5 separate regions of the Mus musculus genome follow, and regions 1, 2, 3 and 4 are each linked to region 5. Evidence: chromatin loops called from intact Hi-C (ENCODE). Cell type or tissue: heart. All regions are shown on one strand. Each heading gives the region's core, and the rest is flanking DNA. Links, peaks and the distances in the headings are about the cores only. Region 1 overlaps Mlh1 (mutL homolog 1). Region 2 holds the start of LOC115487194 (a long non-coding RNA gene). Region 3 overlaps Lrrfip2 (leucine rich repeat (in FLII) interacting protein 2). Region 4 overlaps Lrrfip2 (leucine rich repeat (in FLII) interacting protein 2). Region 5 has its middle 18 kb from the start of Gm26409.

Region 1 (6,303 bases), core at 1-5,000, 130 kb before region 5:
TAAATTGGGTGGGGTCGTTTGGAGTTATTTTTCAGATAAGAGTCAAGTCCCTAGGTTGGGACAAAAAGGCTGGCCTCCCCTCAGAAGCAGCATGTATCTATCATACATGGTATTTCCTCCATTTCTCATTTGCACTGGAGATACTACAGCCATACTATTCCTGCTGTTCCCTCTCAAAGGACTCTTCCACGAGGGAAAGCTGAAGCCCAGTCGCTGCAGGCCACAGAGTAAATGAACTCTCAACACTCGCTCCATTTCTTCCTTTCCCCTGTTCTTTGGGGCTTCCTGTCCTGACATTTGCAAGCAGATCCAGAAGAAAGAGTTCTCAACCACAGGCTCTTTTTAAACGCTGTCAGCTCACGGGGTCCATCCTGCAACCTGCACGCCAAGGCTTGGAGAAGCACCAGAGACATGAAACCTATCAGCCATAGTGCCATTCTTTCTTACCCACCTTTCTTGGCCTTCTCCCCACAAGCAGGAAGGGAACCTGATTGGATTACCTCTTCTGATTGACAGCTATGTGCCACCTTTGGAGGGACTGCCTATCTTCATTCTTCGACTGGCCACTGAGGTACACAGCAGCAGATGCTAAATAAGCTGTGTGTGTGTGTGTATGCACGTGCGTGTGTATTAGAGGGAGAATTCCTTCATTTGGAATGGAAAAGATTAAAAAGAAAAAACCCACAGCTGAGGCCCCCATCAACCCATCCCCCTAGTCATCCCAACAATACTTCCCAGCCAGGTCTTAGTGCCAGAAAAGCCACGTCCCTTCTGAACTGTCAAGTCTGTGACCTGTTCAGAGATGAACTGTTAAAGCCCTGACTGAACTGAATGCTTGCCTTGTGTTGCCTTCTGAGCAGGTGAATTGGGATGAAGAAAAGGAGTGTTTTGAAAGTCTCAGTAAAGAATGTGCTATGTTTTACTCCATTCGGAAGCAGTATATACTGGAGGAGTCGACCCTCTCAGGCCAGCAGGTACTGTGGTAATGTACACTGGCGTCCAGGACTGGGGCAGGTCTCATGACTTTAGGGTATGGGACTTAAATCATGTCTAAAATCCTATCGGCTCACTTTATATTGACAAAGTTCAAACAACAGCCCTCAACTTTTCTTTGTAAGCCCAGGAATTTGCATATGGTTAATGTTGGCTTTGAACTCCTGCTTCAGCCTCCTAAGTGCTGAGATTATAGCGTATACCAGCACACTCAACTTTTTACAGTGGTCAGCTTTTATTCATGAATATTCTTTCTGCTGGACTAGAACATAGACTTCCAGAATGATCTGAGAACCTGTCAGATACACAGTGGTGCGTATGATATCAGAATGAAAAGGAGCTGTTAGGCCAGAGTGTTCTAAGCCAGCAGCTCTGTAGGTATCAGTGTTAGCGCTTAGCCCCAAGTCTTCAGATGCTAGGCCAGCCCTCAGTCTACCTCAGCTTCTCCCTGCTTTGCATCTGACTTCTGCCTTCTGACTAGGAAGACAGTGTCTACCACCCCTCTCATGTGGCTACCATCCCTCTCATAGGCCAGCCTGATACAGAGCCTGGCTTCTCCTGTTGTCACTGTTTTCAGTCAGATGGGATTGCTCACTCACATTTCAGAAGGAGGGAGAGACTCAGGACTTTCTAAGAGTCAGGAGCTGCTAAATGCATACACCTTAGTGATGGTGAAGTCTGTTGACTGACCAGGACAGTTGGTGTGCTCAGGGTTTTCAGTGCATACAGTGGTGAACAGAAATTAGCCCTGGTTCCAGGCTGAGGCCCCAGGTGGGGAAGATGAAGCACAGAAAGGGTCGAGCTTATTTGATGGGAACCAGAGGGTTGGGAAACAACATTTTGTTTGTGAGGCATCCAAGGCTTACACTGAGCAATGGTGAGGCAAGTTTACCCTCCATGGGGTCAGACACCCCAGATATGGTGGGAGCTATGATCCAGGAGCCAGTCTCAGAAATGTTAGGAAGAGGAGATAAAGATCTCTCCCATAGGCCATGCTCCCTTAAATAATTGCTTCCTTTGCTTCCTTACAAGCCTTGTTTCCTCTGCTCAGCCCTGTGGGATCTCAAGCCTCCTGCAGAGGCTGCTTTGTAAGCCTTGCACAGCTCACCCACACTCACCACTGAGACCTTTCCAGGCGCAGTGCCTGTCTTGTCATTATGTGGGGAGATAAGTGGTGTGTCATATATTTTCCAGAGTGACATGCCTGGCTCCACGTCAAAGCCCTGGAAGTGGACTGTGGAGCACATTATCTATAAAGCCTTCCGCTCACACCTCCTACCTCCGAAGCATTTCACAGAAGATGGCAATGTCCTGCAGCTTGCCAACCTGCCAGATCTATACAAAGTCTTTGAGCGGTGTTAAATACAATCATAGCCACCGTAGAGACTGCATGACCATCCAAGGCGAAGTGTATGGTACTAATCTGGAAGCCACAGAATAGGACACTTGGTTTCCAAGCTCCAGGGTTTCCAGTGCTCACTATTCTTGTTCTGTATCCCAGTATTGGTGCTGCAACTTAATGTACTTCACCTGTGGATTGGCTGCAAATAAACTCACGTGTATTGGTGTGATTTTTTTTTTTTATATAACCGCACATTGGAAAACTTTCTAAAATGATTTTCAACTAGTAAATACTGGGTAGAGTTGATGATGTCAAAAAGAAGTTTGAAAGCCTCTGGGCACTGAGGAGGCATTTCTACACACACTCTTAAAAAAGCTCTTCAAGTTTCCCCAAATCATGTTCTGATGGTGGTGGTCTGGAAAGCTGCTGTCTGACACCAAGCTTCGTCAGTTCAGATTCCTTTAAAAGAATCCCTGGAATAGCATTTTTGAGAAGCCCGTGTCCATGTCTTAGGTTTCCTGCATCTCATCCCTCAAGGTTCAGGCTTAATTAAATCCATCTTAAAACTTTCTTAACTCTAGTTTTGCAAAACAAATCCCAAGGTTGGGCACTGTGCATGTCTTGACTCCAGCACTTGGGAGGCAGAGACAGGTAGATCTATGTGCTCGAGGCCAGCCAGGGCTACAGAGTGAATTCCAAGCAAATTGAGACTACATAGTGAGAATCTGCCTCAAAAAAAGAAGTCTAGAGCACGTAAGTCAGTCTTGTCAGTTGATTGGATTTAGAGTATCTAGGAAAGATGCTTGGGCGTGTCTATGACTGTTTCCAGAGCAGATAACTGATTGGGGAAGGCTTATCCTACACTTGGCAGCAGGAACCACTTCCAATAGTCTGGGTATGAGAAGATTGCAGGAAAAAAGCACACACCTGCCTGTACTACCCTGATGCTGCCATCAGACATCTTTGCCCTCCAAGGTAGATCAGGTACCAAGGCTCCATGCAGTGATCTTCTAGACTACTGATGCCAGATTGGACCAACTAAGGCATCTGGCCTTGTGGACTGAACAGCTACCAAGTTTTCTACCTTTCCAGCTTGCAAGCAGACATCCTTGAACTGCCTCGCCCCTACTCCATTAATCCCTTTTATGCATCCCATGAATTCTGATTCTGTAGCGAACCCTGCCTAAAAGTGACACCCTTGTCACTGGTGCAGCCAGCCAGGGTTGTTGCTCAGATAAACTTGCCATGTAGCATAAAGGCTTTGAAACAGGTCTACAAGAGGGATGTAGAAGTTTGGAGTTGAGGCTCGGGGAGCTTTGGAATATTGTAAACAGAACTTGATTCTGGTGGGGGGTTAGGAGAAATACAGCCCATTAGGGCATGGCTCATGCGGGTTGAGAACAAGGACGGGAATAGGAGCTGGCAAAGGCCAGGCTCTGTCTTTTCATGACCTTGAGTAAGGCTGATGGTAAGTTGTTTGGCAGAGGCAGTTTCAAAACTGCTTAACCTTTGGGTGTGACATGGTTGTCACTGTGCTTATTGAGGTTGATAGTGACAATTCAGAATTGAAGATAAAAAATATTCAGTCTGGTGAGAAAAAAACAAGGAGGATGAACACATTTAAAGCTGCAGAAAAGGAGAGTGTAGACAAAGACTCAGAGAGGGACCTTAATGTACTGGGCAATGGCAAAGGTGACTTGAAGGTCAAGATTCCTCTCACCAAAGCTTCAGCATGTAGATATGCAAATTCACTTGAAAAGTGTGACCAGCATGCTAAGTAAAGGGTTTTCTACTCGAAAAACCATCTGCCAAGTATTGCCCATGAGCTCTGCCACACCTTCTGTCATTTATAATGGACTTTACTCTTAAATTGTGAGTCAAAAGAAATCTATCCAGGCCTATGTTACGTGTAAGGTGTTTGGTCAACAATGAGAAAAAGAGTGTTGACTTCAGTGAGACTCCCTCACTACCAGTAATCAAAACTAATTAATTACTAGGGACAAAACTTAAACCACCCTTGCCCGATCTTTGAACTGGTAAGAGGTAAGTTAGCCCACTTCATGGCTGTAAACATGTTTCTAGGGGTTCTTGTTTGGAAGATCCTGGGGAAGCAAAAAAAAGTCAGCGGCCTCAGCAACTACTTTGCCCTTCTCTGGATATCTTTTTTACCCTCCTGAGTCATTCTGTTTCAGAGAAACTTTGGAATTGAGGAGTACAGAAGTGGTGAGAACTATCTTTATGACAAAGGACCAAAGCTACTCGTAGATAACACTCCTAGGACAGCTTACCCCTCAGAATGACACACTTCCAACAGTGGTGAGGCTACACTTGGAGAGGGGAACTAAGTATGCCATGGAAACTATCAAGAGATGTCAGCAACCACTTCTCCAGAGCCTTTCATAGGACCTGAACTTTAATTACCTGTCAGATCACTGGCCCGTCCAAGATGAATTGCTTCGTCAGTAATATCTACCTCAGCTGTCCCCTTTGTTACTTCTTTTGAACCATTAAAACTTGGAAAATTAGTTTGGATTTCTGGGACCTTTTTGTCTCTTCCTCCCAACATGGCCATATGAAATGATTCTTTTCCTTCGCTATCAAACTGTGGTGACTTGCTGGGGTGGGTGGTCAAATCTAGTCCACTGGAGTTAGCCAGGGCTTTTTCTCTAAAACCAGTAATAAAAATATTCATTATTCAGTGCCCAAACAAGCTACCTTAATATCAGCCTTCCTCAGCAGAAATACAACAGTCAGCCCAAGGACAAATGCCCAGAATTTTAAAGTAGAATACAGACCACAGGATGCAATGAAGAAGGTTAAAAGAAAACAATTTATCTTAATGAAGAAATAGAGCCATTTCAATTGAATAGACTAAAACAAGGGCTAGGGCCAAGCAGGGGCTCCTCAGAGGGAAGGTTCAGGAGCCCAGGAGGAATTCAGGCTGAGTGACGTCAGTGGAAAGGAAGAGGTGCCTTCTAGGTGTGAAGAGCTGGATGACCAGATTGTAGCTGAGAAACGATAAGAGATCTGCATTCCTGCCCATACAATTGTTGCTTCTATTAGAAGATGCACAGGATCTTCTCAGCTCAGGATGTAGTTTCCATATCCTTAAAGTGAAGGGCTAGTGACTCTAAAAAAGGGACAATTATCATTCACTTTTGAGTTAATTTTATTATCTAGTTCCAAGGCTAGATTTATTAAGAGGCTTTGATTCATTAGATTTTTTCCTCAATATAGTTTCTGTAAACACTTTGAGCTATAGTAATCATTCCCATGAAACCACCTTGATTCTGACAAATGAGAATCACAAACCCTATAAAGTGGTTACAGCAGGGGCAGGGGTATCTTGAACTGGGCTCTTTAAAGATGAAAGTTCTTAAGGACTTTATATTCTGGAACCAGGTATGAAAGTACCTGCCTGGAATCCCAGCACTCAAAGAGGCCCAATGAGGATGATTGTGAGGTGGAGGCCAGCCGGGCTACATCGATCCTTTCTCTCAAAAAACTAGAAGAAAGTTCTGTATCCCAGAGTATCTCATCTTGAGAAAAGAAGAGCAAGACTGTACATGGTAGCCATGACTTGTCCTAAAGGCTTCTTTAACATCGACTGCCCTCAGCCAATCGTGGATGGCAGAAAGGTGTGTTTTAGTAGGTAGATTCAGGCGGATTCCCTGCCTGCCTGCACTGTCCCTCCCTCCTCCCTTGAGCTTGTCTGAGGCTTCATTCACAGGTAAGCAGCAGATGAAAACGCACGGAACAGCACAGTGGGTGTGAAGACTGAGGAGCCTAGTCTTTGGAGTACAGGCTTGGACTTGCTCTGCCCCATGTAGCAAAGTTTAATATACACTCCCCATATTGTTTTCTAAAACTTTTATATAATTTAAATATCTTACCCTCAAAAAAAAAAAAAGGTTTTTCCTCCAAACATAAATTTGAGTGAAACAGACTCCCCACTGCTGAACACATCC
Region 2 (6,476 bases), core at 640-5,639, 120 kb before region 5:
GCTACAGGAACAGGAAGTTGCACATGTGTGGCAGAGGTTTGTCTTCCACAGAGCAATGTCAACAGATGGTCCTTTAAGGAACAGCATCATCCAGTCAGTGACTCATACTGAGGGACAGCTAAAAGAGGGTGGAGATGGTCAGGCTGAAGGTGGAAGGGTGGGGCAGCAAGCTTTGTATGTATCCTATACATTCTTTTTTGAGACACAAAACATAAATTAGCTTTTCTTCCTTTAAATGTCACTTGAGTACCAAAGTTAGAAATATATTTCTAAATTTTTCTTTCAGTTTTTTGTGTTTGTTTTCAAGACAGGGTTTCTCTATGTCCTGGAACTCACTATGTAGACCAGGCTACCCTTGAACACACAGAGACCCACCAGCCTCTGCCTTCTGAGTGCTGAGAGTAAAGACATGTACCACTACTACATCCAGCTATTTCTAACTTCTAATGAACATTCTAATTTATTAGCACTGTATCGCCTATCTGAGATAAACTAATAGATTCAAATGAGTAGCCGTCTTACCTGTGACAGGATGAGTAGCTGTCTAACCTGTGACAGGATGAGTAGCTGTCTTACCTGTGACAGGATGAGTAGCTGTCTAACCTGTGACAGGATGAGTAGCTGTCTTACCTGTGACAGGATGAGTAGCTGTCTTACCTGTGACAGGATGAGTAGCTGTCTTACCTGTGACAGGATGAGTAGCCATCTTACCTGTGACAAGAGCTCGTCCTTTTCTCCAGCAAGCTTTCGTAGCCTCACATCTGGAACAAGTGGGAAGGAAGGCTGTAAACTGAACTTGTAAAGGTGCCAACATCTAATAAATTACACTATTTACAATCTGAACAGGAAAAGATACAAAGGCTTTCACTGCAATAGAAAGAATACTTTTATTCATACTATCAAATAAAGTATCTGTTCCCAGAGCACTGACTTTCTCTGCCTAGAGACAAACTGGGGTACAGAGGAAACCAGGTGTTGCTGTTGTTGTTGCTGCTGCTGCTGCTGCTGCAAAAATGTACAAGCTTTTCCCAGTTGTCTTTAGAGTCTCCCACTCTTTTTTTTTTTAATTTGGGGGTGTGAATTTGTGGAGCGTCTTTTAATCATCGGGTTAGGGTTCCCTTCCTCCATTTGTTTTAGCAAGACAGCCTGGGAATGAAGGAGAGATGGAAATTGATAACACTTGGTGAAAGCTTTGGGTAAGGCAGCCACAACTTATAAGCGGGAGTTCAGACATGAAAAACAAACTCCCTAGGTTCTCAGTTATGGAATTACCATGTCTGCCACACTGTGACTCAAGAGTGGGACCCAGGAGTGTGGAGTAAGGTACCAGTGGGCTAATGGCTAAGTGGGAGCAGGTGGGTGAGGCACTCTAGCCCTCAAGGCGAAACAAAGCTTTATGGATCAGAAAACTCAGAGTGGCTTGAAGTGAAGTTTAAACCCACGGCTAACTTACTGAGGCACACAAGGGGATCAAGCATACAGAGCATGGGCTCCAGCCTGGGGAGATGCCCAGGGCAGCTGCTCCTTGGGCGGGAACAGACCCCACATGCGGAGGCAACACCGCTAGTTCAGTTAAAGCAGCGGTTCACAGCTGGCCGATAAACCCATAATGAATAAGGCTGGCTGGGTGAGTTCCAGTTCCCAAAGGTGGAGGGACCCACAAGGGCCAGCCCATTGTGGTCTTCAGTTCTCTACAGTATCAGGCTATGAACGGCATAAATGGGAACAACAACAAAACAGTAAACTGACTTAAGAGGTTTTTGGTTTGGTTTGGTTTGAACTTGAGTGGTTTCTAAGTGTGGGCTTACAAATGACATCATCGTGTTAAATATCAGAGGTGAACATGCCTGCAGGGTCTCTCCTCTGCTCACCCAGGTAAAGGAGAAAAAAATTACATGTAAACTGATGACACCGTATCTATTTGTGCTGTTTTTCTTCCCCTAGTGTAAGATTTATTATAGGGCAACATTTGAGCTGGACCCCTTTGTGGCTTCCTGGAGAGAAGCTGTCATCCCACTCTCCAGGGTTACTCTCGAGCCCTGCTCTGGAAGTCACACTTCACTCAGTACGGTCTGTTCCATCATCAATCTCTCGTTATGAAAAGTGGTGGCAAAGTCCTAGGATAAGCTTAGACTCTAAATCCATGTGGGCCAGGAAGAGGCTAAGCATATGCTGGGAAGTCCACCAGCCCTGAGCTGCCTGCAGGATGGGCACACTGGACTCTGCACAAAGTCTATTTTAAGTAAAAGGAGAGGTGTATAAAGCTGCAGTGCTCCCCTCATGAAGACTCCACTGCTGGTTTCCCAGAATCAAGAATGCCTAAGGGCAATGCACCCAGATTCCTTCTCTGCACCTACCCTGACCCCAGCTGGAAGCCCGACACCAATCCAAGCCTAAATAGCAAGTAGTGTCTCACCTAGTGGCCCTTCTCCTGCTGACTCCAAGACCTGAGCAGCTTCCTGAGACACAGCAGTAATGGCTCCAACCACAGGCTCATGATGGACATCACCATTGGGAGTGCTGTCTGGGATTATAACTAAGCCATGTTTCTGTGGAGAAGGAAAAACTTAGTATTACAAATGATAATCCACACAGAAACTAAGTTCTATTATGGCATCTCTGTAACAATGTTTGCCATGGGTAAAAGCTAATGAGAAATTAGTTATGTGATATACCTCTGTGGAGGAAACGGCTCAATCATCATATCTAGGCTGTTGTTTATGGTCAGAAAAGAAGTAAGGCAGGAGGAGGGGCAGAAGGCCCAGGCTGACATACCTCTGCTGTCGTCACTGTCTGCCGCAGGTCAGCCAGCTCCTCTCTGAGCACATCTCGCTCATTCCTGAGGCAGGCAATGTGTTCTTTCTGTTTCTCTAGGGCCTGGTTTTAGGCAGGGTAGCAAGGGCAAGAACAGCATAGAAAAAGAGCAAGAGAAAGGTGACTGATCCGATAAGCAGGAAGGCCTACAGCAGGAGGTTAGAAGCCTGGGGGCGGTGACCAGGCAGTGGGGACAGCCCGCGTGCACAGCTGGGGAGAGTTTAAACAGAAGCAGGCTCATGCAGGAACTTGGCAAGACATGCTTGTCACATGAAGACCATCTTTACACACAAAAATTTCCTGCCTTACTTCCTCAGTATGTTTTCATTTGGCAAACAACAAAAAACACACATTTCATTTCATGTTAAACAAGAGTAGTTTTGTTAAGAATATGCTTAATGTTTTAAGATGAAATTAGTTTGGGAAGAAAAGCGAGTCTGGATAAATTATTTTAAATACTGGCTGCTTGTTCCCCAGTGTTAGAGCAAAGTACTCAGACATCACCTGAATCTCCACAACCTGCTTATGTTAATTATACACGAGTATAATTCGTTTGTTTTTCTGATACAATGAGAAAATGAGAAAAAAATAACAAAATAAACACAAAGTGAACACTAGCCCAGCTGAGTAAGAGGTCAGGGGTTTCAAATCTAGCCTTGGGGCCCTGAAATAGTCATCCAACACAGCTATCTGACAAACGGAAGGCCTAACAGCAGCACCCACCTCAGAGACATGCTAGCCTTGGAGGATTGCTTGTACTTGGCAAGTTACAGAGTTTGGAAAAGGTGGGTGGCTCTGGACCCACACTCTAACACCCAGGATGAGAAAGCAGGGAGCACAGCAGCCTGGCGGGAGCACTGGTTCTTCTACTGCATATTTTTCATGCATTTAATGTTTTATCTCATCACCAGGTCAAAAGTGGTCAACTGCTTGGTTATTTGGTGACTAAAAAGTGTTTCCTGGTGGTTCTTGTTGCTTAACAGAAGCTCTCATGTTGCCTAGGCTGGACTTGAACTTGCTATGTAGTCCTGGGCCTCCAATGTATACCCACAGTGGGAAAACAGGCATGTGTCCATCAACATGCCTGGCCCTGACTGGGTGATTTATACAAAGCCCTCATGGTGCTACCTGTGAGTACCAGTACTGCATAGCACTGACTGTAGCAGTGGATAGATGACCTCATGGAGATGCTCGCCCTCTGCCCTGCACCACTCATCTCCCTGCCCAAAGTAGCCAGCAAGGGAGAAGACGAATGCAGTTCCCTCTGGCTCTAAAGCCCTGTCGTGTGGCTTTACAGCACAGCCTAGAGAGGCTGCATTCTCTTCTTTCACGCTCATCCCACATGATGCTGGGGAAATGCCCCTTAGACAAGCCCTTCCTTACTTTTCACACTGTACCGTCAGTCTCTAACTTCTTCCCCAAAATGGTGGAAAGTCACACATCTGCTCTATCTGCAGTTATCTGTAAAGTGATGTGAGACTCTAGATTCTGAAGCCTTAAACATTTGCTGCTGTTGTCAATGCCCTTAACAACAAATGACACCTTAGAACAAGCCCAGGACACTTCCTGTCTGAACCCTGTGGGTTAGCTGGGTGTTGTAGGCACAGCAGTCACTCACCACAGGTTAGATGTGTGTTACAAAAGCACAGCATGCAGTTGTGCTGTAATCATGACATGTAGCCGAGGAGGGGGTCACTTTAACAAAGTGCTTCTCAATAACCCCACTGCATACAAAACCTCAGGAATAGACCAATCTCAAGAATTCCAACAAACACCAGTACGTGGCTTTTGTACCTCCTTCCAAAATTATGGTACTGGGTTTTGTTTTACTTTTAGATTTTAAAATTTCCTCTTCCCATAATTACAGTTAGGAAAATAAAATATATCCTGTATATTTGTTCACTTCACCACAAAACTTGAAAGCTACTGAAATACCTTATAATTGGGTCAAATGTATTTATTTATCCTAGATCTGAGATTCTCTGTATTGCCTGACCGCATAACCACCGCCCTGGGCCTGCAGGCAGCAATTGCCTCTGCCAAGAGATCAAAGTACAGAGTTCATCTTTGCAGAGATCTAAATAATTCTTTGTCAAAGATCTAACATTTAATTTTAGCAACAAAGAGCCTAACAGAGATGTAGAGCAGGCTGTATACTATGCAACCAGTTAAATAACTGCAGTTATTGAAAATGAGAATTATCTGTGGTTGGGTTTGCCAAGAGCTCAGAGGCCTTTTATGTGCACTACTCGAGTCTAGGTGAGAACCTGTGAGACGTGCAGGCCTGTGCTGAGAGGACTGGTATCACCAGAGAAAGGAGGGAGAGAAGGCTGCTTCCTGACTAAGTCATTAGATTGTAGTCTTGGAAATGAAGCTAGAGATGAGCGGTGCTCTGGGAGCTGAAGCAAATAAAAAGGAAGCTGGACGTGTGCATTCAGCCTGGTCCACACAGACTCTGTCTCAAAAAAAAAAAAAAAGCTCGGTAGTAGGGCATTCTCCTGTCAGGAGTGCGTGCCTGGGTTCTATCCCTGGGACTGGAAAGAGCAAAGAGTAAAAGCAGATGACGTAACAGCTCCAGACAGAAAAGCACCAAGTGCTGGTGAAGAAATGGAGACCATGCACCCTTGCTCACTGCTCTGGGGAATGTGGACTACAGAATGGCTGGTCCTCAAAAACATTAAACAGCATTACTAAGTGGCTTTGGGATAGACCCAGCATCACTGAAAACAGAGCACAAAGAGACGTCTGCACTACATGTCCACAGCAGGTAGAGATGGACGCTGCTGCCCAGGGGTCATCAACAGATAAATCTGATACAAAGATGAGGGAAATCCCATTCAGTTTAAAAAAGTAAGAACATTTGCTGAGTGTGGGTGAAGGATGCCTGGAGCCCCAGCACTGAGAAGGAAATGGGAAAGTCAGCCTGAACTACATAGTAAGATCACATACACACATACACATAAAGGGGAGGGATGGAAGGAGGGAGGGAGAGGGAGAGGGAGAGAGGGAGAGGGAGAGGGAGAGGGAGAGGGAGAGGGAGAGGGAGAGGGAGAGGGAGAGGGAGAGGGAGAGAGAGAGAGAGAGAGAGAGAGAGAGAGACTGAGATTCATTAGATCTCACACATACTGCAGTGCCTTGCTGATGAAGCTTAGGATCTTATGCTGCTGAAATCAAGTAGCCATAAACAGGCAAGTGCTCTATGACCGCACCTCAATGAGGAGCCTGCGGAGTTAACTCGGACAGGGTGGAGCAGTGGCTGGCAGGGGTGAGGCATTCTGGGTCCAGACTGTAAGCTGGAGAGGACAGGGACAGTGTGCACTGATGTGTCCAATGGTTAGGATGGCAAATCATTATTTGTAATAGGCGCAATGTAAAGAAAAGCTATGGTGGGGATAAATCTCTCTTACAACTGGATGAACTTTCTGAGTTATGCTGAATGGAAAAAAAAATCTATGCCCAAAAATGTTACACACCATAGGTTTCTATTTATACAACATTCTTAAAATGGCAAAATTACAGAGTGGCTCTCAGGACTGGAGGGCAGTGGTAGATGGGTGTCTATAAAAAGGACAAATGGAGGTGGCTCTATGTTCTTCACTGCACCAGGCATGGCCTGGCTGTGACACTGTACTACAGCTCTGCAAGATGTGACATTTGTGAGC
Region 3 (6,476 bases), core at 987-5,986, 110 kb before region 5:
TCTACCCTACAGAACTAGGTATGTGACTAATTTTTGCTGTTCTGCAGCATGCGTGGTGTGTACCCATAGCACTATACAAAACAGCAATGAGGAAGTTTTCCTTACCAGGCCCTATTGGGCCTGCAGGGCTATAATTAGAGGTGGTATCACAGTTTGGCAGCTCTATGACCTTACATTCCTATCCATTTCCATAATTAAACTGAATTGTAATCCCTTCCTATTTTATTCACCAACAATCTATAAGCTAACATTCTCCCTCCACGCCATCTTCTTTTTCAATTCATATTTTATAATGTAAGCATATCTAATGTAAGCATATCTAACAACCCACGAAATTTGCATCAGATGCCTGTGGTTGCTGTGGGGTAAGAATCCTTATTATATGGGGAATGAAGACCACTTCTTTTAAAGGTTTCCATTTGTGAGCTTCGCAAGCATGGAGTCTGGAAAGAGAAGTTCTCTCTAGGCACACTACCATGTTTCCTAAAGAAGTTATTCTCTGTCTTCTGCTTATCCATACTGACTAAACAGGTAGAAGGGTGGCTTTTTGGCCACGTCTGAGTTAAATTCTCTTGGTCTATCCCTCAGGAACGAGCTTCTCCAAAGCCCCACCTCCTCTCATACCCCAAGTGCTTTATCTTTCCAGAGCAGGGTCTCTTGGAGGTCAAACACCTCTTTTGTCATGGTGTCTACTTTCTGCTGGAGGCGCTGATTCTCCTGAAGAAGAGGGATGGAAAATAATAAAAGCAGAAAGAAGAAGGCAAGGGAGTTAGAAGAAGGAAAACAGAAGGAGGTGGGGGAATTCTAACAGGGAGGAGGGGAAGTCTAGGATCCACAGGAAAGGGAAAGGTGACAGCCACTGTCTCCTGGCTGGCCTGCAGCAGTCAGCAAGGGAAGACAGGATGCAGCCAAGCATGCGCTGTGTGTGTACAGGCCCTGAGTTTGATCCCCAGCACCACAAGAACGGAGGGCAGGACAAATGTCAAAAAAGGCATCAGAATAACCGTTCCAAGCACAGCTCGATGGCAGCCATCCGGCCTTCACTCCTACGCACACACTCTCGAATATTCATCCTGTGATGACTGCCCTTCTACCCAAACAGGGAGCCCGCTTATATTACAGAAGGAAACTTGTGTTTGCTTATGAACAAATAATCCTTTACCAGAGAGGAAACTGTATCTTTGAATGTTACGTGGTGAAGCAGAACTAAAGAAGACAGATATAACTCAGCTTGATCATTTTGATTTCTGTTGGCAAAAACTAAAATATCAAGAATATCATAAAACATAAAAAATTAGTTTTTAGAAAGATATGATTTTAACACTTAGCTGTGCTCAATCAAGTCTTCTGGTGAGTAATGATGTCCTCCTAGTTAGCACTAACGTGGCCTAGAATCCCCTGGGGGAGAAGTCTCAGGTGCGTATAATCGTCTTTTATCAGGTCAGTCTGTAGGCACGTCTGTGAGAGACTGTCTTGCAATGACCAGCAACACTGCCCCTACTCCCACACTCTCCACTTGATTATGCAGATCTTAGTTCTTGAGACCTAAAGGCATTACATGTGAAACTCGGGTTTCAATAGATACTGACTTCCAAAAAATAGAAACTGAAAACATACAAAGACTAAGGCTTCCAAATCTGCATCCAGCACCCTGGGCTTATTATCCAAGAAACTGGTGACAAATGACAAAAATCAAGCCTTACTATCTTCACATGGAATTCTTCCTAAAACCAAAACACTTGAGCACAGCAGGGACGGCAGTGGATGAATGCCTACCCACGTGCTGCGGCCTACCCTCCATTGCAAAGGGATGCTGCCTCAGTGTGGCTGAATTCCTCCACAGCGGAGAGCTGAAGCCCTGAAGCCCTGGAGTCTAAAGAAAGATCTATACAACTTCCTCCTTTTCTTCAGCTACCTCAAGTGTATCCACCTGAGTGAAGGTTAGAATTCTCACTCAAGAATCTCGTCCTATAGCAGAGCATGCACTAGGACCCAGAGAATCCATGGTCTATATAATATATCCCTTTCCAACTTCCTAGGATATCTTCAGGAAAAAGTGCTTACGAATAAAAGACATTGGCCAAAACTCCTAGTATTAAAGGAGAGAATTTTATAGAGTTGTTAAACATTCATTTTTTATGCTTGACTTTATATGTTATTTTCAAAAAATTTTTGAGACAGGGTTTCTCTGTATAGTCCTGGCTGTCCTGGAACTCACTCTGTAGACCGGGCTGGCCTCGAACTCAGAAATCCGCCTGCCTCTGCCTCCCGAGTGCTGGGATTAAAGGCGTGTGTCACCACACCCGGCTCTCAAAATATTTTGAGAGAGCCAAGTTGACACAAGTAAACTTCATAACAGCAGTTCTCAACATGTATGTCATGGTCCCTTTAGTGGTCAAACAACCTGTTCACAGGTCACCTAAGACTACCAGAAAACACAGATAATAATATTACAAGTCATAACAGTAGCAAAATTATAGTTATGAAGTAGCATCAGAAATTATTTCATGGTTGGAGGTCACCAGGCCACATAAGGAATGAAAGAGTCACGTTAGGAAAGCTGAGAACACTGCTTTATAGGACTTGAACAGTCTTCCAACAAACACACCACCATCCTAGCCAACTCCTTTTTCAAAACGGAGCATTTCCACAGTTGAAGCACATACCTCGATGAGCTCGTCCCTCTGCCGAAGGCCTTCTTTGAGTTCATCCATCTTATGCTGCAGCACGCTGCACATGTGTTTCTGCCTTTCTAACTCCTGTTATTAAGAAAAGGCAGTTGGTAGAGGTCATGGGATAGACACAAAGCTGAACATGAGTAATTTAACATAGAGGTCAGGAGATCAGGTGTGACTGCTGTCGTTACCGAGGTCATGGGACAGACACAAGCTGAGCATGTGTAATTTAACACAGAGGTCCCATGTGACTTCCAGAATCATACCTACCTAGACGGCCGACCTGCATGAGAAGTGTCAAACATGAATTCTCCATCTTGCGTGAGGAAGGGAGAAAGGCACCAAAACAGAAAGCAGAGTGGAGAGGTTTTAAATGAGTGACTGTGAGGTCGAGGGCTCCAAAATCCAAAACAAGACGGGCAAGTGGAGCAAGAGAATAGTTAAAATTGTTAGAATAGCAAAAGCTACCACAGAGTAAAGATAAGAATAACAATCTACCCAAGAAATCGTCCTTTATGTTCAGAGTCAAAGATTTATTATGCTTTTCCCATCTGGAGAACTCCTAAAATAACAACAGTGACAACAACAAAACCCCACCGAGAAAAAGGAAAACCAGGCTAAAGTCCAGGAAACAAGAAGGGAACAGCTCCCACACCACACATGCTCAAAGGAAGAGAAACAGTCGCTCTGTGAGTCAGCACACACGGTTTGCAGGATGACTTCTGGACAGAAACACTGCAAACACCAGGAATGGGCACAAGGGAGTAACTGCAGCAGAGAAATCAGCCAAGCTTTGTGTGCTGCAAGCAGAGCAGCACTCACTGAGGGCTGCTGTTCTCTAAGGGAGGAGCACAAACGGACGTGTTTCCATCCATCTCAAATGTTGCAGCTCTCTTTTTAATCAAAATTGGCTAGCATATCTTCTTGGCTTATAAAAGGAAAGACCGATCACTAAACGTAAGAAGACTTCCCCAGGGCTAGAGAGGTTGCTCAGCAGGGAAGAGAACTAACTTGTTGCTCTTGCAGAGAACCTGAGTTTTGTTCCCAAGCACCCACATGGTGGCTCACAGCCATCTCTAAGTGTAGTTCCAGAAGATCTAATTCCTTCTTCTGACCCACACAGGCGCCAGGCATACATATGGTGCACAGACATACACAAAACAAAATGAAAGACATTTTTAAAAAAATAGAAATAAAATAAAAAGAATTCCCCTGAAAAAAAAGAGGAAAACCAGGATGAAAAAGATAAAATTTAAATTCATGTCCTTTGTTTGACTTCAGATCTACCTATCTTTACACGGGTCAGAGTTCAACTTAAAGTGTAGCTCCAGGTAAAAAAAAGCCCACATCTAGGCAAATAAATACTTGATGGGGTAAAATGTGGCACAGATGGGGACAGTGTTCATCAGGCCTTGTGAACGAAGGAGCTCCAGGCTGCGTGTTGTGAGTCAGGACATGTACTGATGAAGGCAGAATGGTAGCCTGGACTAGAGAAAGGCCCAAATGTCTCTAGTAACTTAATTTGTTTAGAATTTACTTTTGCAAAATTAAAACATACAGATTTCACATAGAACAGTATAGAAAATGCTTCTGAACTACACCCTTTAAAATGGCTAAAATGGTAACTTTATTGTGGTATGTTTTTGCCATAATAAAAAAATTTGTTTTAAATCTATTTCAAGTAACTTTTAAAAAACAGCATTTTGGCTATGCATAGCCTACTGTCCCAAACTAAAGGCAAAGTCAAGCACTGTGGCTGCTTCCTATAACTACACCAGTGTTACTGTGACCTTGCTTTTCTGAGTGACGTGGAGTACAGCAGTAAAAATTAGGGCAGAGGAGATGGAGACCATCAGGGACTGGATATAATCCCTACAGTCATGCATATGAACATGAACCATCACAACATAGTGCATTTTGTCAGACAAACAAGCAAGAGCCCACATACACATTCTGAGTGAAGGGCCATGAAGTGGCTGACTGAGCATCAAGAGCAGCCCCAGGCCTGCGGGAGAACATGGAGGCTCTCCTTTGACAAAGGATGCTAAAGATAAGGCCAGAGCATGCTCATCTGTCAGAAAGCATGGAACTCGCCAAAGTACCTGGGAATCTGCAGAAAAGGAGCTCACAAGAGCCAGTAGTGGGGAAATCTGAGCATCAAAAGGAACAAAATTTATAAAGACTTCATAAAGGATGATAGGTCACTGTGAATGTATAACTCCTTATTTTGAAACTACACAAGCAAAGGAGTCTTTATCTTGACTTTCTTTTTTGTTTTTGTTTTTGTTTTTGTTTTTCGAGACAGGGTTTCTCTGTGTAGCCCTGGCTGTCCTGGAACTCACTTTGTAGACCAGGCTGGCCTCAAACTCAGAAATCCGCCTGCCTCTGCCTCCCGAGTGCTGGGATTAAAGGCGTGAGCCATCACGCCCAGCTTATCTTGAGACGCCCGGCTTATCTTGACTTTCAAAACTATGCAAATTGTTTCATCTAGGTAATAAAAAATTAAGATCCTAAGTATGGACATGATAAAAGATAGAAAGGCCACAAAGGATAAGGAGGATAAAAAGAAATCTAAAGCTTCGAGAAGAGAGCTCTAAAGTCATTTATCTGTTATGTAACCTTTATCTGAAAGATAGTCTTCCAACAGTAATAAAAACTGAAAAATGAGCAATTTCCAAAAAGAAACCAAAAGTCCATGAAAAGATATTCAAAACCAGTAGCTTTATCAGAGAAATGCAAATCAGAGCTCCATCCTCTAGATGGCCAGCCAGGAAAGGGCAAACACTGGCAAACAGCAGAGAGGATCTGGTTAAGAACAGCCAGCAGCACCTCAGCTGAAATGCCGACACTACTCCCAAAGTCCGCTGCTCTCTCAGGGTCTGTGCAGTTGCCAGGCTACCCAACAATCCCACTCCCAAGCAATCAGACAAAGGGAAGCAATGTCCCAACAAAAACTACAGAGGTGTTCGTGTCAGCATTTCTCACGAAAGGCCAAAGGGAAAAACAACCCAAATATCAATTAATGCTGCTGGATCCCCCAACGCATGTAGCTACCCTAAAGATGGAATGTTAACATGTCACAGAAAGAAATGAAGCACTTATATGAATGCCACAACATGGCTGACTCGGGATTACTACACTAAGTATAAGACGACAATCATAAAATGGTTCCTTTTATGATTCTGTTGATATCAGAGTCTAGAATGAGGAAATACAGAAACACAAAGAAGATCAGTAGTTACTTGGGGCCAGAGGATCAGACACAGGAAGACGATGACTAAAGAAGATTCAGATTCTACTTGAGAGAATGTCAATATCTTTGTGAGTGTGACAGATGCACCTTTATGTGAATATACTAAACTCCACTGAATCATAGCTTTTAGGAAGTTATATATGAATTGAATCATTTTTTTCATGTTTTCGTATGTATGGGTGTTTGCTTGCATGTATGACTGTGCATCAATTTCTTGCCTGGTAACCGTGAAAGCCAGGAGGGGGTATCAGATTCCTTGGAACTGGATCTACGCTCTAAACAGCCAGCTACCTGGGCTCTGTAAAAAGGACCATGCCACTTCTGAAGCAGGCTTGCAAAAAAAGGGCTCCAGTTACATTTAATGACATCTCTATACCTGACATCCTGTTCACAGGAACTAAAGAGGACAGGGACCACCCTGCGCCGCCCCCACCACCACCCCCAAAAGACACTGTGGGAATGAAAAAAAAAAGCATTTAAGAAAGGCAAGCTTATAGGACAGGCAATCAAGTTTCCTCAAATCTAAACTGTACTGGGGAGAGGTGGAA
Region 4 (6,476 bases), core at 974-5,973, 57 kb before region 5:
GATATCTACAGAACATTTTATCCTAAAACAAAAGGATATACCTTCTTCTCAGTGTCACATGGTACCTCCTCCAAAACTGACCATATAATTGGTCACAAAACAGGCCTCAACAGATACAAAAATATTGAAATCGTCCCATGCATCCTATCAGACCACCACAGACTAAGGCTGAACTTCAATAACAACATAAATAATAGAAAGCCAACATTCACGTGGAAACTGAACAACACTCTACTTAATGATTCCTTGATCAAGGATGAAATAAAGAAAGAAATTAAAGACTTTTTAGAGTTTAATGAAAATGAAGCCACAACATACCCAAACTTATGGGACACAATGAAGGCAGTCCTAAGAGGAAAACTCATAGCTCTGAGTGCCTCCAGAAAGAAACTAGAGAGAGACCAAGAAGGCCCAAGAGCTGGGAAGGCCATCAACTGTGCCCAGGGAGCTCAGGGGCAGGCCAAGTACCATCCCTAACACTTGGTACCTAGTCAGTGAAAAGAGTATCTCATAAAAGATGAGTATGGAAAAACCTTCAGGAGGAAACAATGTCGTGTGGACACACGTTTCTACGTATATGGAAGCTTTGAGTCATTATTGTTGTTTGCTTTTACTCAGTGCTTGTTAATGGAAAGAACCTGACCAAAACTGTGTCACATATTTTAAGACTCCAAAAAAAAAAAAAAAGGTTAATGAGAAAGCAGAGGGGAAAAAAGATGGAAAAGACCTCACATCCACTGAGCCACCAGTCACAGCTACTAGAATGGTTTTAACAAAACAAATTATATTTTAAGGAAAGTAATTAGAGCTGGCAAGAATGTGGCAAGATCAAACCCTACACAACTGCTGGCAGTGTACAATGGTATACAGCTGCTCTGGGAAAGTGTAGCAGTTTCTCCAGAAGTTAAATACAGAGTTGCCATAAAGCCCAGCATTTACCAAAAGATGTGAACCTAAGGGAGATGAAGGCAGTGTTCCCACAAATATTCACAACAGTTCTGCTCAGAACAGTCAAAATGCAGAGATAACCAACATTCCAGCAGCTGGTGAGTAGATAAACAAATGTGGGGGATCCACTACTGGAATACTACTCAGTCATTAAAACAAACATGGACTAGAAAAGGCTGCAACATAGATAAGCCTTGAAAACATTTTGCTGAGTGAGAAAAGACAGATAGGAAAAGTGACACGAGATTCTATGTCTATAAAATACCAAGAATAAGCAAATCTATATAGACAGAAACTAGACTACTGGTTGCCAGGGAAGGATGAAATAGAGAGTGACTGCTAATTAAGAAGCGAGTTCTCCAGGGGCTGATGAAATGCTTTGCAATTTGATAAAAGATGATAACTGTACATCACAGTAAGCAGATTTTAAAAGAATGCAATATCCTAAAATGGCACATGTGTTGGTCACTGAGTTATATTCTTTTTTTAATCTTTATCTTTATTTTATGTGCATGGGTGCTTTGCCTGTATGTATGCCTGAGCACCGTGCACATGCAGTGACCAGGAGCAGAAGAAGGTGTGAGATTGCCTGGGCCCGGAGTTGCAGACAGTTGTATGTCAGCACGTGGGTTCTGGGAATCAAACCCAGATCCTCTGAAAGAGTACTCAATGCTCTTAGCCACTGAGACGGCTCGCCAGCCTACTGGATTATATCATAAGGTAAGCTTTCTTAATAAATAAAAGTGAATTTAGAAAAAAAAAAACCCAAGTTACAAGGTGTGGAGGCAACATCTGTAATCCTGGTACCTAGGAGGCTATGGCAGGAGTGTGCCATCCTTATCTACATAGGGGCCAGCCTGGGCTATATGAGAACCTATCTCAAATACACACAAACACACACATACAAACAGAGAGAGAGAGAGAGAGAGAGAGAGAGAAATACTAAAAATATGCAAAATTCCAGTTCACAAAGTTTAATGTATAAACAGAAGAACGGAAATTTTATGACCTAGAAGGGTTAGGAAATATTGGGTTGAACTTCTTTTTAAGTCAGAATATTAGTAACAACGAACATCAGGAATCTCAAAGAGGGGCACAGAATATATAGCATTTCTTGGACCAATTACTTGAGTTTACTAAGTAAACCCTAAGTAATCCTTGAAACATGATGATCCAGGGATACAGCCTGAGGAATCAGCTTATGAAAATACATCAGAATCCAACTCAAACTGGAGTAAGTCTGCTAACGGATAACCTTACCTAAAATTAAACAATATTATCAGAATAACTTCCTCGTAATCAAAACCCAAACTTTCACCTGGCACAGTCGGTTATAACTATAGTCCCAGCTGATCTGGAGGCTAAGGCCAGAGAATCTTGAGCCTAGGAATATGAGTCTAGCAAAGACAATATAGCAAGATCCCACCTCAAAAAAAAAAAAAAAAAAAGCCACACTTTGCAGATAGTGGGCAAATGGAGATCTCACTGCTCTGCCTGTTGCCATTTGTACACTGACTCATTAGCAAGACTGGATGCCTGATTGCTTCTAATCCACAAAATCAATCTCTGGGTACAGAGGACAAATACCTTGTCAAGAACATCACCTCACCTGCAAACACTGGAGCCAAGACCCACATCCTAAGACTCTCACCCACTCTACTACAACCTGTCTATACATGCAGTCTGAGCCAATCTCCTCAGACAGACCACAGAGCTTTGCTTCGCATGGTTTTCAAATGAGCTCCAAGTCTCTTTTCTGTGGAGCTGCCCTGGCTGTTCCATTGGTTCTTTGGCCACTCCCTCCTGCACACCAGATGTAGATAACCTCCTTTTTCTCTGCCCTACCTTTCTGCTCATCTTTGATCATAGTTTCAGCTCTCAACCAATGAGGATTCAGATCCAGTACCACACACTCTGACTGCTCAGCTATAATCAAAGCCTCCATCTCTTAACACCTAATGGATGAGCTAGCAGCAGAGCAGAGTGAGTGAAAACAACTCTACCCTTGTCTAGTGGGCAGCCTGGCCTCGCTAGTCTCCAACAAGGGAGCCCACACCATCCCACTCAAGCCTCAGGACCTCCCAACCTCCTAAATCCATCCTCGATTCCTTCCAGCAGATCCCTCCTCTTCCCAACAGCTCTTACCACTTTCACCTAGAGCACTACAAAGCTTCCTAATTCTAACTGCACTTTCTCCCTTCTTTGAGACTTCCCGCTATATGCTATTAGGTCACCCTACGGAAGTCCCCAGGAACAAGCACAGTAAAACTTCTCAAAGTTAAAACATAGACAGTCTTGATAGACCTTGTGGTGTCCAATACCCAAAAACATCCACAAGCTTTCTGCATTTTAAATTCAGATTCTGTAACTGCTTCAGTTTAGCAGGCACAATGACCAGGTTAAATTTGCTGTAGGTTCCTGCAGCACTCCAATCAGAGGCCCACCTGAGGCCTTCAAGCCTCTTAGAACTCTGCTCACTGGATAGACAAGGAAGGAGGGGCTGCTTCATCAGCTGGGCAGTGTTCACTGTTTACTTTGATAAAATCCGAATATCACATCTCACTTGAGACTACTTTTCTGGTATGAAACAAAGGTATGCTTACTTCACGATAGTCTGAATCTGGTACCTAACACTTCAGAGGCAATAGAGTTAACCAAGACATAAATACATTCTATAAGTTGGGGTAGGTCCATCAAGTTATGAAGAGAACCTACTGAACCACAAATAGGTGCTTTTGTTTTGTTTTTAGGACATATATACTCTATGAACCACAGAGGCCTTCAGAAACAAAGTAGGCACCACTGAAAACTGTCATACTAATACAGACTGTTTTAAATAAACAGCAAGGAGAGCATTTCTAAGAAATACAATGGAAATGATATCCACTGTCAATGGAGAAAGTTCTGCAATATCACATTTCTTCTCCTTCCTACATGAGGTATTTCTCCACTTGCTCCAATGCTTTTCCCACCACAGAAGGAATCTTTCAAATGTGTCTAAAGATGAGCTTGAAGTAGAAAATACAGCTTGTGACCTGAAGGAGGCATTCCCTCCACATCTTCCTGCCCAAGTCAGACGTCCCAGGCTCTATGCTGTCCTTTTTCCTTCATCTCAAGTCCCACTGAAGAGCTGTCCTTCCTGTTTGAGGTCAGAATGCCCCAAGCCCATCACCCTCAAACACATCCCTCCAAACTGCCATTAAGACTCACCAGCCGGGACCCTGTCCCAGCTACCCTGTCTTTCTTTCCTATCTTAGCTTCTTCTTCTATTGGCTCATCAAAATTGGGAACAAGTTCTGTCCCATCTTAAAAAATTGAGTAAGGAATCCGCACCCAGCACAGATCTACAGTCTCTCTTGGCAGCCCAGTTCTCACATAGCTCCCTCCTCACTTCACACTTGGTTCAAATGACTACAGTCTGGCTTCTGGCCAAATCACTGAACTGAAACTACTCAGTCAGAGGTCACTAATGACCTCTAACTACCAAACCCAGTGGAATTCCTAAGTTCTTATCTCACTTCTCTCGGCAGCTGAAATCACTAACCCCTCATTCCTCCTGAAAACTGCCGGTGTCCTGTAGCACTAGCACCTTCTGGTCTTCCCTGTGCTTTCTAATATCCCTCTTCTGAATCCTGTGTGGACACACATTTCTTTTGTAGATCCTTAAAGTTTTAACAGAACTGGAGTTTCCAGGCTTAATCTTCTGTCTCTGCATTCTATCTTCTCTCCTGGGTGATACTACCTTCAGTTGATAAGTCAGCAAATCTTTATGTCCACGACAGGCTCCTCTCCCACCCAGCTGATCTAATGGGCTATTAGAAATGGGTCCTGTCCCACAAGAACTTCAGACTCAATAAATCCCTAATTAAACATAGAATCTTTACTTTAAGGTCTCTCTTCTTGTTTTTAGCTTCTATCACTGTCCCTCAACTCAGAAGATGAAGTGGTGAAGGCCCATAAGGCTCTTTCCCTTTTCCTAGCCTCCCTCCACAGCACAGTCCCTGAGCCCACCTCCTCAGCTCCCACAAGTCTCCACACTTTGCCATTCTCCCTTCCCTCAGCCACAGCTTGCTCCAGGCTCTCTTCATCTCCAGAGATGCAAACAGCAACTTTCTCCCCAGCTCTCCCCTCCTCCAGACCCCAGACACTTCCCGTGGTGACTAGGGAAACTGCCCTGGAGGCCTAATCTAATTGTGGTCCCAAAGAGTTCAAAGTCAATTCCAACTCCCCCAATGTACACAGTGTGATATATTCATATAATAGGCCATGAGCTACTAGCCCGGCAGTTCATTTCTCCACATCCCACTACCTGTTTCACACCCTTGTACCTGCAGACACTTGGGATTCAAAATACAAAATCTGGGAACTGAGGCACAAGGCACTATGAGTTTGGGGCTACTGAGCTGCAGTAAATCTTTTCTCACTCACTAGGTATGTGAAGGCAGGAACCTATAATACCAGCACTTGGGAGCTTGAGTTAGGAGGATCATAAATTTGAGGTCAGACAGGGCTCTATAGTCATATTGTGTCTAAAAAAAAAAAAAAAAGAGTGAAACCATCAAGAAAAATGACTAACTCAGGTAGTGCGTGCTCAGCATTTACTGTTAATTTTGTTTATTCTTCCATGGCACTCGGGCCAAAAGAACACTGAAGAACAAATTAAGAGGCATAATATTTATTGTGTTGCCATGGTTTCCAAATTAACAAATAAGAGTTATTACTCCATGTTCCTAGCAACTTCACTTCAATCCAAAATGTGAGGTGTCCTTTTTCTTAATTAGACCTTGAAATGTATAGTGTTTAACAATTTAAAAAAAAAAAAAAAAAAAAAAAGCTTTGGCTCGAAAAAACAACAACAACAAAAAAAGCTTTGGTACTTAGGAACAAATATTTAAAATTTTCTGAACATAGGCATTAATATGTATTAGATAAAACTGAAACAATAAAATCTAGAAAATGTAACTCTTCTTTTCATAATTGTCAAAAACTCTATCTTCTTTTTTACGCAGAGACCTTTGACAGCAAAAACAATCTTACCAAATAAAAAAGGAAATCAAAGGTTAAGAAGATTAATTACTGAGATCTGATTACAAACTAATAAATAGCCCAAGAAAAGCAAAACGTAGGGTCTGCAATGATGCAATCTACCCAAAGGAGGCTCTGAGTACTATAGACGTGCTGGGGGGCTGGGCGGGGGCCATACCAGCAACAGCTGGGCTTGAAGGATCTGTCACACCTAGACAAAATGAACCCTTTAGCATAATCATGCTCCTTTGATTCCAGACAGCAACAAATCAAGGGACAGTGAAGTTCTGAGAGCAACACTGGTCTTCCAGAAGGGAGTAACAAGCAGGCAGGAAGTGACAAGCAGCAGTGGGTAGCCTGGTGACAAAAAGAGTGCTTCAGCTCCATCTCTCTCTCCCTTTTCTCCTCTGCTGAGGATAAGGGAGAAACAGACTGGCTCAATGCATACTGTAAGACACCTGAAAGAATTCTGGGTAAAGGTACAACTTAGACCAGCTCTTTCA
Region 5 (6,476 bases), core at 842-5,841:
CTCTAAAAATGTGTTTTTCTTCACCATTTGGCTGTATCTATTTGCATGCACACGTGCACGTGTGTGATCCATTTGCATACATGTCAGGAGAGCAGAAGGGCAGGTTGTGGGCAAGTCAGGAGAGGTGTTCAAAAGTCAGATCACGGGCCAGGTGGTGGTGACACACACCTTTAACCTCAGCACTCAGGAGGCAGGAGGCAGAGGCAGGTGGTTCGAGGCCAGTCTGGTTATTGGAACAGAATAGCCAAGGCTACACAGAGAAGTCCTATCTTGGAAGTTAAAAAATAAAAAAGTCAAATCACTGGATAGTGGATCTTAGAGGAAGGGTGACATCGTTCAAGCCGGATGAACTCTTGCTCCTAGTGGTGATTCTACCACCGTCTTCTGTTGTTTCGCCCAAGGGAAGTTCTACCACCGCCCATGCTGGGGGGCAGGATGCACCTACAGTGAGGAACTGAGAACCCGAAAGAGGCGTGGCGGAGGAGGATTTGAGAACGCAGTGATTTCAGAGGATAGAGAGTCTGCTTAGTTTTCTTATGTTTAACTTGGCTACGTCACTGCCTGAATCTGATCAACTTCCTTGCCCTTATGTAGTTGTCCCTGACTCCACTTAACATAGTGACCAGCACCCAATAAACAATGAAGGATAGTTACTGTTATTATTTCCATCAGACTGTAGCATTTCAGCCCAAACAATTATTTACCAATTATCAGGTTAGGGTTAGGGCTTTTAACCCACTAAACTGCAGATTCAAAGCCACAGACCAGCCCTGTATGCACCTGCGGGCACAACCAAGACACAAAGGTTCAGAAGTGCCCCCAGGGCCTAGCCTACAATTACACTCTAATAAACCTCAAACAAAGCCAGTTAAACTCTACAAGTGAAGATTAGAGGCCTAAACTCCTGCCATTGTTAAGAGGGAGATGGTGGTCTGAATCGAAGAGCTAGGAAGAGGTAGGGCACCCCGGGAGTGGCAGAGCCGGCACAGGAGCCTGAGGTGGCCTCCGGTCCCAATGGGATCCTTGGGAACTGGATGCAGGTGCCATGCTTGGGATAGCCCATGAGCGTCCCAAGGAGCTGAGGAAATGGACCTGATCATGTGACTCCACTCATCACTCTCAGGAAGTCAGCGTGTGACTGATGACAGGCTTGTGTAATAAAGTGCTCGCCACACAAGCTTGTGGGCCTGACTTACATCCCCCAAACCCACATTTCTAAAAAGCCAGGCATGACAGTGTTCCCTTGTAATCTCAGCGCTGGGCAGTCAGAGGCAGGACTTGCTGGCCAGCCTGCCAGCCTAGCTTACTTGATGAATTCCAGGCCATTGAGAGACCTTGTCTCAAAAAAGGTGGGACAGGGAGTGGCACCTGATGAACCATGCCCAAAGTTGTCTCTGGCCTCTGTATTCACATGCACACACATGAACACACACACACACAAGCACACACAAACACAGGCATACACATGAATACACACAGGCACACATACACACACATACAGGCACACATCTAAAAAAGAGGTAAGTATGGTCCATGCTGCCACTGGGGACCATACTGAGGTCCATGCTGCTGCTGGCTAGCTGTTATGGGCAGCAAAGCGTTTTTTGTAGAGGTATAGATGACTGCAGATTCACAGTTGAGAATGAGAGGCATAGAAGGTTTCTATAACAACCTCTCCCTCTTCCCAAAACAAACAGTCAAGACAGGAAGCTATTGAAGAGAGTCCTTAAAAATTATGATTGGGACACTGAAGTGTAGCTCTTCATGCCTAATTGCTTCTGGCAGGCGTGGGGAGAGGGGATGGAGGATGGGGAGAGTGGAGAAGGAGTCAGTTAAAAAAAGAGGTACAGAGAAGATGACAGGGTGATGAAAACCTGCTGGTCCAGGAGTTAAAATCCCAGGCTACAGAGGGTCTGCTAGGGCTTCCGGAAGTGACTGAGTCTCTCAAAGTCTGGGTTTCCCAGCCTTTAGCCTTCATGCCCCACTCCTTCACCTCTGTGGATACAGTTCACCCTTCTGGAACATTCTCACATATTTTTTTTCCTTCTTCTAGGAGCTCTTATGGCCTCTAGAACATATCATCCCTGTGGCAGATATTTCACTCCCAGTTGACAAATGTGGACACAGACTTGGGGGTGTCACAACACAGCAAGTCAGTCTTGTCCTAGGTCACTGAGGTATGAGGTTTTAAGGAAGGTCTTGCTTTCCACCGCATTCCTGCAGGGTAGGCGAGGTAAACATTAATTTCACTACAGGAAATGGAACCACAATTAGGAGGGGTGACTTGCCCAGGATTACAGAACCAGGAAGTGGCCAGTCACCCCACTTTTACTTCCCCTGTCTCAAATCCGGGATGTTTTCCTTCATGTTCAGCAGTACCCTGGGCTACCTGGTCACCTTCAGGCCGTATGGCATCTGAAGGAAACTTCGGTGTTCAGGGACTAGGGAAACGCTCACTCCAGGCACAGGAGAATTTGAGGGAAACTCTTAGAATGTATGTAGAACCAGCCTAAGAGATTGTCTTAGCTTCCTTTCTATTGCTGATATAAACACCATGACCAAAAGCAACTGGGAGAAGAGAGAGTTTATTTGGCTGACATATCTGAGGTCACACAGTCCCTCACTGAGGGAAATCAAGGCAGGAACTCAAGACAGATATTGAAGCAGAAACCATGGAGAAATGCTCTCTGGCTGGCTTGCTCCTCCCGGCTGCCTTATCTTGCTTTTTAAATACAATTTAGGGCCACCTTCCCAGGGATGCCACCACCTAGAGTGGGCTGGCCCCTCCCAACATCAATCATGAATCAAGAAATTGCCTCATACACTGGCCTACAGACCAGTGATATGGATGCATTTTCTCAACTGAGGAGTCTTTTTTTAAAAAATGATTTATTTATTTATTTTATGTATATGAGTACACTGTAGCTGTACAGATGGTTGAGAGCCTTCATGTGGTTGTTGGGAGTTGAATTTTTTTAGGACCCCTGTTTGCTCTGGTCAGTTATAAGAAAGTTACCAGGGAAAGAAAGTTACCAGGGAATGGGAAATGAGATTCAGAAGTGTCGGGGTTGGTGAGATGGCTCAGAGGGGAGAAGTGTTTGTCACCAAGCTGAAAACCTGAGTCCCATCCCCGGGTCCCATTTGGTGGAAGAAAAGAAACAACTTGAAGAGAAGATATTCAAGCACGGGCTATCTGGGCAGAAGATTCTGGGTAGAAAGGGCCAGGGCAAGCGGCTTTGACATGAGTGTAGTAAATGGAGTGTAAATATGGCCAGGGAGGCTGGTATTTTGGGGCGCTTCATAGACTGTCGCTGTGTAACAAAGTACCCCAAAACTTAATAGCTCAAAACAAAAAGTGTAACCTCTCAACTTCTGTGGTCAGGAATGCGGCAGCGCTGACAGCCATGACATGGGCCTTTTGTTTCTCAGATGTCACAGTCCCTTCTGTCTCCACATCTCCAGGGCTGGAATCACAGGCACACACCTCTGCACTCAGCTGAGCTGCGTGTGGAGTCTGGGGTTCCAAACACACATCCTATGCTTGCCTTGAAAGAGCTTTACCAACTGAACCACCTCCTCCGATCCCTCCCTTTTTACTAGTAAAAAAATATGCTTTTTGGTGATTTATTTATTTATTTTTACTTTTCAGTAGGTTTGATGATTGAAAACCTATAAAGATTTGTGTTAGTAAACACAGCACCTATTATGACAACTAAAGATCGGAGTAAGCTTTGGAACCAGGTTTCTCGTTGGTTACCTGCCTGGGACTTCTCTGCTGCCGCCACCTTGTGGCCAGCTGGAGAAACAACAGGTACAGTGTTGCCTTTGGTTAAGTGAATAACTAGTGTAGGTTTGCATCCTTACTGCAAGAATTAGGTGTGGCACCAAGTAACCAGTTACTTGTAAGATCATATTATCTATGGTGTACAACTCCGATTATTAGAAACTTCCTTCTGATACTAAGCCAAGTTCTGCTTAGTTTACCCTCCTTTTTTTCCTGGCTTTTAAATTCTGTTTAAAACATTGTTACAAGGCACCTGCTTCTTGTGCTTCATTCAAATCCCTTTTCTTCCCTAAATAACGAAGCTCCTGATCTTTCTTTTAATGCTCTGATTCCAGCATCCAGCGGCTGAGACAAGGCGTCAAGCGAGCAGGACAGCGCAGGCGCAGAACTAAGTGAGGAGATTGTCTGGGACAGAGGCCAGCCACAGGCAGATCCCTCGGGGCATGAATGGTACCACTGCGTTGGCCCATTTGAATGTAAGGCTTCTGTCTTTTGTTTTCTAGTGAGCCAGTCTTTGGTGAGAGGAAGGGGTCGCCTTGCTAAGTAAGAAGATACAGCCCATCTCAAGAATGTTATGTCAACACCCATAGCATGTCTGGATGGGTGCCCAGAAAAGGTTTGTATCCCATCGCAGTGTCAGCCCGGAACACAAAAAGCCCGGACCTGAATTCCGATGGGACCATTTAATCCCACCCACCCTTCTTAGGAGTAAGAGCCTAACTTCAGACTCGATTTAGGCTAATCTAAATCTCAAGATGTTTCCCTCATAAAAATTGCTCCCAGGGGCGGGCAAGATGGCTCAGTGGGTAAAAGCACTTACTGCCAGACTTGACGATGAGGGTTCAAGTCCAGGCCCCATAGGATGGAAGAAGAGAACTGACATCTGCGGGTTGTCCTCTAAGCTCCACAAGCAAACTGAGACTCACATGACAGCCCCCTCCCTATGATAATAAATAAATGTAATAGACAACTGCTCCCGAGACAAGTGTTTCATCAGCAGAAATGATTCTGCGGCACCAAGAGCAAGATGGCTTCCATTCTCGTGCTGCTGACTGGGGCTCACACATGCTTGCACTGTCCTCTGGAGACTGAACGGCAGTCTCTCTGTGGTGACTTTCAGTGTTCCTGTCTGTAGTCACGGGGTGGTTTGTTGTGTAGTTCATTTGACTCCCGTCTCTTATTACACAGCAAGGAGCTCTCTGCTCTGTCCCTTCAGAACAGAGGGACAGAAAGTGGTCAGGAGCAGGCCTAAGGTCAGGGCTCAGAGTCAGCCACACTTCCAAAGAAATAGTAAGTCTGGGGTGAATTGAAAGCCTAGAATCCTGATGCAGAAACCCTGATACAAAACCTCAGGGATGGGAGCACTGTAGCCCTGAGATGGCCTTGGCCAGCCAGGAAGAGGGACTATCTGATATTGTCCTCACTCAGGCTCCCAGAGGCTCCCAGGGACTTGGCTACAGCATCATTTCCAGTCATACCTCAGGGAGGCAGGCAGCAGAGTGCTTTTCCTTTCTTTCTGTTAGCTGCTGTGCTCCCAGGCATGGATGGGCGACATCATACTCCCCAACCCTGACTGAGGTGCTCCAGCAAAGCCTTCTCTACCCCAGCCTCCATCACCAGAAGAACCAAACACTGCTTCCCCCCGGCCTTGTCCAGGATTGGCGAATTCTCCCTCAAAGGGTAACAACGAAAGGCAGGTCATAATTAGGAAATGTAAGAAATGAATTGCTATAGTACATTTTCTGGATGGGGCATGTTTAGCATTAGTAAGAGGCACAAGCAAGGAGGAGGCACTAGGTACCCTCTCCCCGCAGCCCCCAGGCTGGTGGCTGTCCCTGCTAGTCTCAGAAGTATGAGAATTGGAAAGTTAAAGGAGTCTATTATAGGACTAAGCCCATGATCAGAGAATGATACAGTCTCAAGTACTAAATGATTTATTAGATAAAGGCTTTGTCCCAAATCAATAGGATGGGGAATTTGAGAAGGAGATAAGTCCCAGGCTGGGGCAGGGGCAGGGGCAGGGGGAGGACAAACATTTCTCACAGTGGAGTTGGAGTGGATACTTAAAACCACTGTCTTGGGCCAAATCGGTACATTCGCCATTTTCAGTGTTTCTTTAAGCTGGCAGCCCTTTCTGCAGAATTGCATATTAAAAACCACTTTCTGTTGACTAGTCTCTTGATTCTGTTAACTATTTCCAACAGAAATACGGAGAACAATCTAAAAAATCACTTCATGTGTCCACAGAGATGTGTGTGACCCACCAACTGTATAAATTGACAATGACCACTCCACAGTAGGATTAAGGGGAAGGAGTTTGTTGTAGATATGAGAGGAAAACAACCAGGGCATCTGGAAGAGACCAGAGCAGAGAGAGAAAGAAGTAGTCTGAACATAGCCAGCAGACTGGTTTATCACCATCTGTAAGAATAGCAAGGGAGAGATAATAGAAAAAACATCATGCGAGACGCAGGAAAAGAGCAGAGAGCAGGGCAGTGGTGGCGCATGCCTTTAATCCCAGCACTTGGGAGACAGAGGCAGGTGGATTTCTGAGTTCGAGGCCAGCCTGGTCTACAGAGTGAGTTCCAGGACAGCCAGGGCTATACAGAGAAACCCTGTCTCGAAAAAAAAAAAAAAAAAAAAAAAGCAGAGAGAGTATATCAAGAATAGCACTGACTGCTCCAGAGGACCA

What was found. A loop is a pair of places that touch in the nucleus more often than their neighbours do. Peaks named below come from ENCODE experiments on the same cell type or tissue, not always from the same donor. Only the 100,000 strongest peaks of a DNase experiment are listed, where the experiment ranks them.
Region 1: a loop joins it to region 5, with 2.6 times the contacts of the local background. A loop is called at or near these places in 6 of 42 quality-filtered maps.
Region 2: a loop joins it to region 5, with 2.4 times the contacts of the local background. A loop is called at or near these places in 12 of 42 quality-filtered maps.
Region 3: a loop joins it to region 5, with 2.8 times the contacts of the local background. A loop is called at or near these places in 11 of 42 quality-filtered maps.
Region 4: it touches region 5 in a loop (4-fold over the local background); 7 of 42 quality-filtered maps call a loop at or near these places.

What each region holds. Positions count from the first base shown.
Region 1 is chr9:111,224,511-111,230,813 of GRCm38, reverse strand. It overlaps Mlh1 (mutL homolog 1), which reads left to right. Exons shown (of 19, transcript NM_026810.2): 17 at 479-571; 18 at 861-974; 19 at 2,188-2,586. The coding sequence ends at 2,355. Lrrfip2 (leucine rich repeat (in FLII) interacting protein 2) reads right to left here. Exons shown (of 15, transcript NM_001374664.1): 15 at 5,147-6,303. Among named protein-coding and RNA genes, the nearest start is that of Gm51692, 6.5 kb to the left of the region's middle. In heart, for the core only: no CTCF peak of the experiment used is centred there; a DNase peak (open chromatin) is centred at 2,223; H3K27ac peaks cover 1,681 bases.
Region 2 is chr9:111,210,214-111,216,689 of GRCm38, reverse strand. Lrrfip2 (leucine rich repeat (in FLII) interacting protein 2) reads right to left here. Exons shown (of 15, transcript NM_001374664.1): 10 at 2,417-2,549; 11 at 712-761. LOC115487194 (a long non-coding RNA gene) reads right to left here and starts at 705. Exons shown (of 2, transcript XR_003948252.1): 1 at 577-705; 2 at 1-522. In heart, for the core only: no CTCF peak of the experiment used is centred there; a DNase peak (open chromatin) is centred at 2,939; H3K27ac peaks cover 340 bases.
Region 3 is chr9:111,202,038-111,208,513 of GRCm38, reverse strand. It overlaps Lrrfip2 (leucine rich repeat (in FLII) interacting protein 2), which reads right to left. Exons shown (of 15, transcript NM_001374664.1): 9 at 2,667-2,759. Among named protein-coding and RNA genes, the nearest start is that of Gm51692, 29 kb to the left of the region's middle. In heart, for the core only: no CTCF peak of the experiment used is centred there; a DNase peak (open chromatin) is centred at 3,423; H3K27ac peaks cover 107 bases.
Region 4 is chr9:111,147,319-111,153,794 of GRCm38, reverse strand. All of the region lies in intron 3 of Lrrfip2 (leucine rich repeat (in FLII) interacting protein 2), which reads right to left. Among named protein-coding and RNA genes, the nearest start is that of Lrrfip2, 32 kb to the right of the region's middle. In heart, for the core only: a CTCF peak has its summit at 3,971 (motif pointing right); a DNase peak (open chromatin) is centred at 4,364; H3K4me3 peaks cover 599 bases; H3K27ac peaks cover 2,598 bases.
Region 5 is chr9:111,090,593-111,097,068 of GRCm38, reverse strand. No RefSeq gene overlaps it. Among named protein-coding and RNA genes, the nearest start is that of Gm26409, 18 kb to the right of the region's middle. In heart, for the core only: a CTCF peak has its summit at 3,788 (motif pointing left); a DNase peak (open chromatin) is centred at 4,208.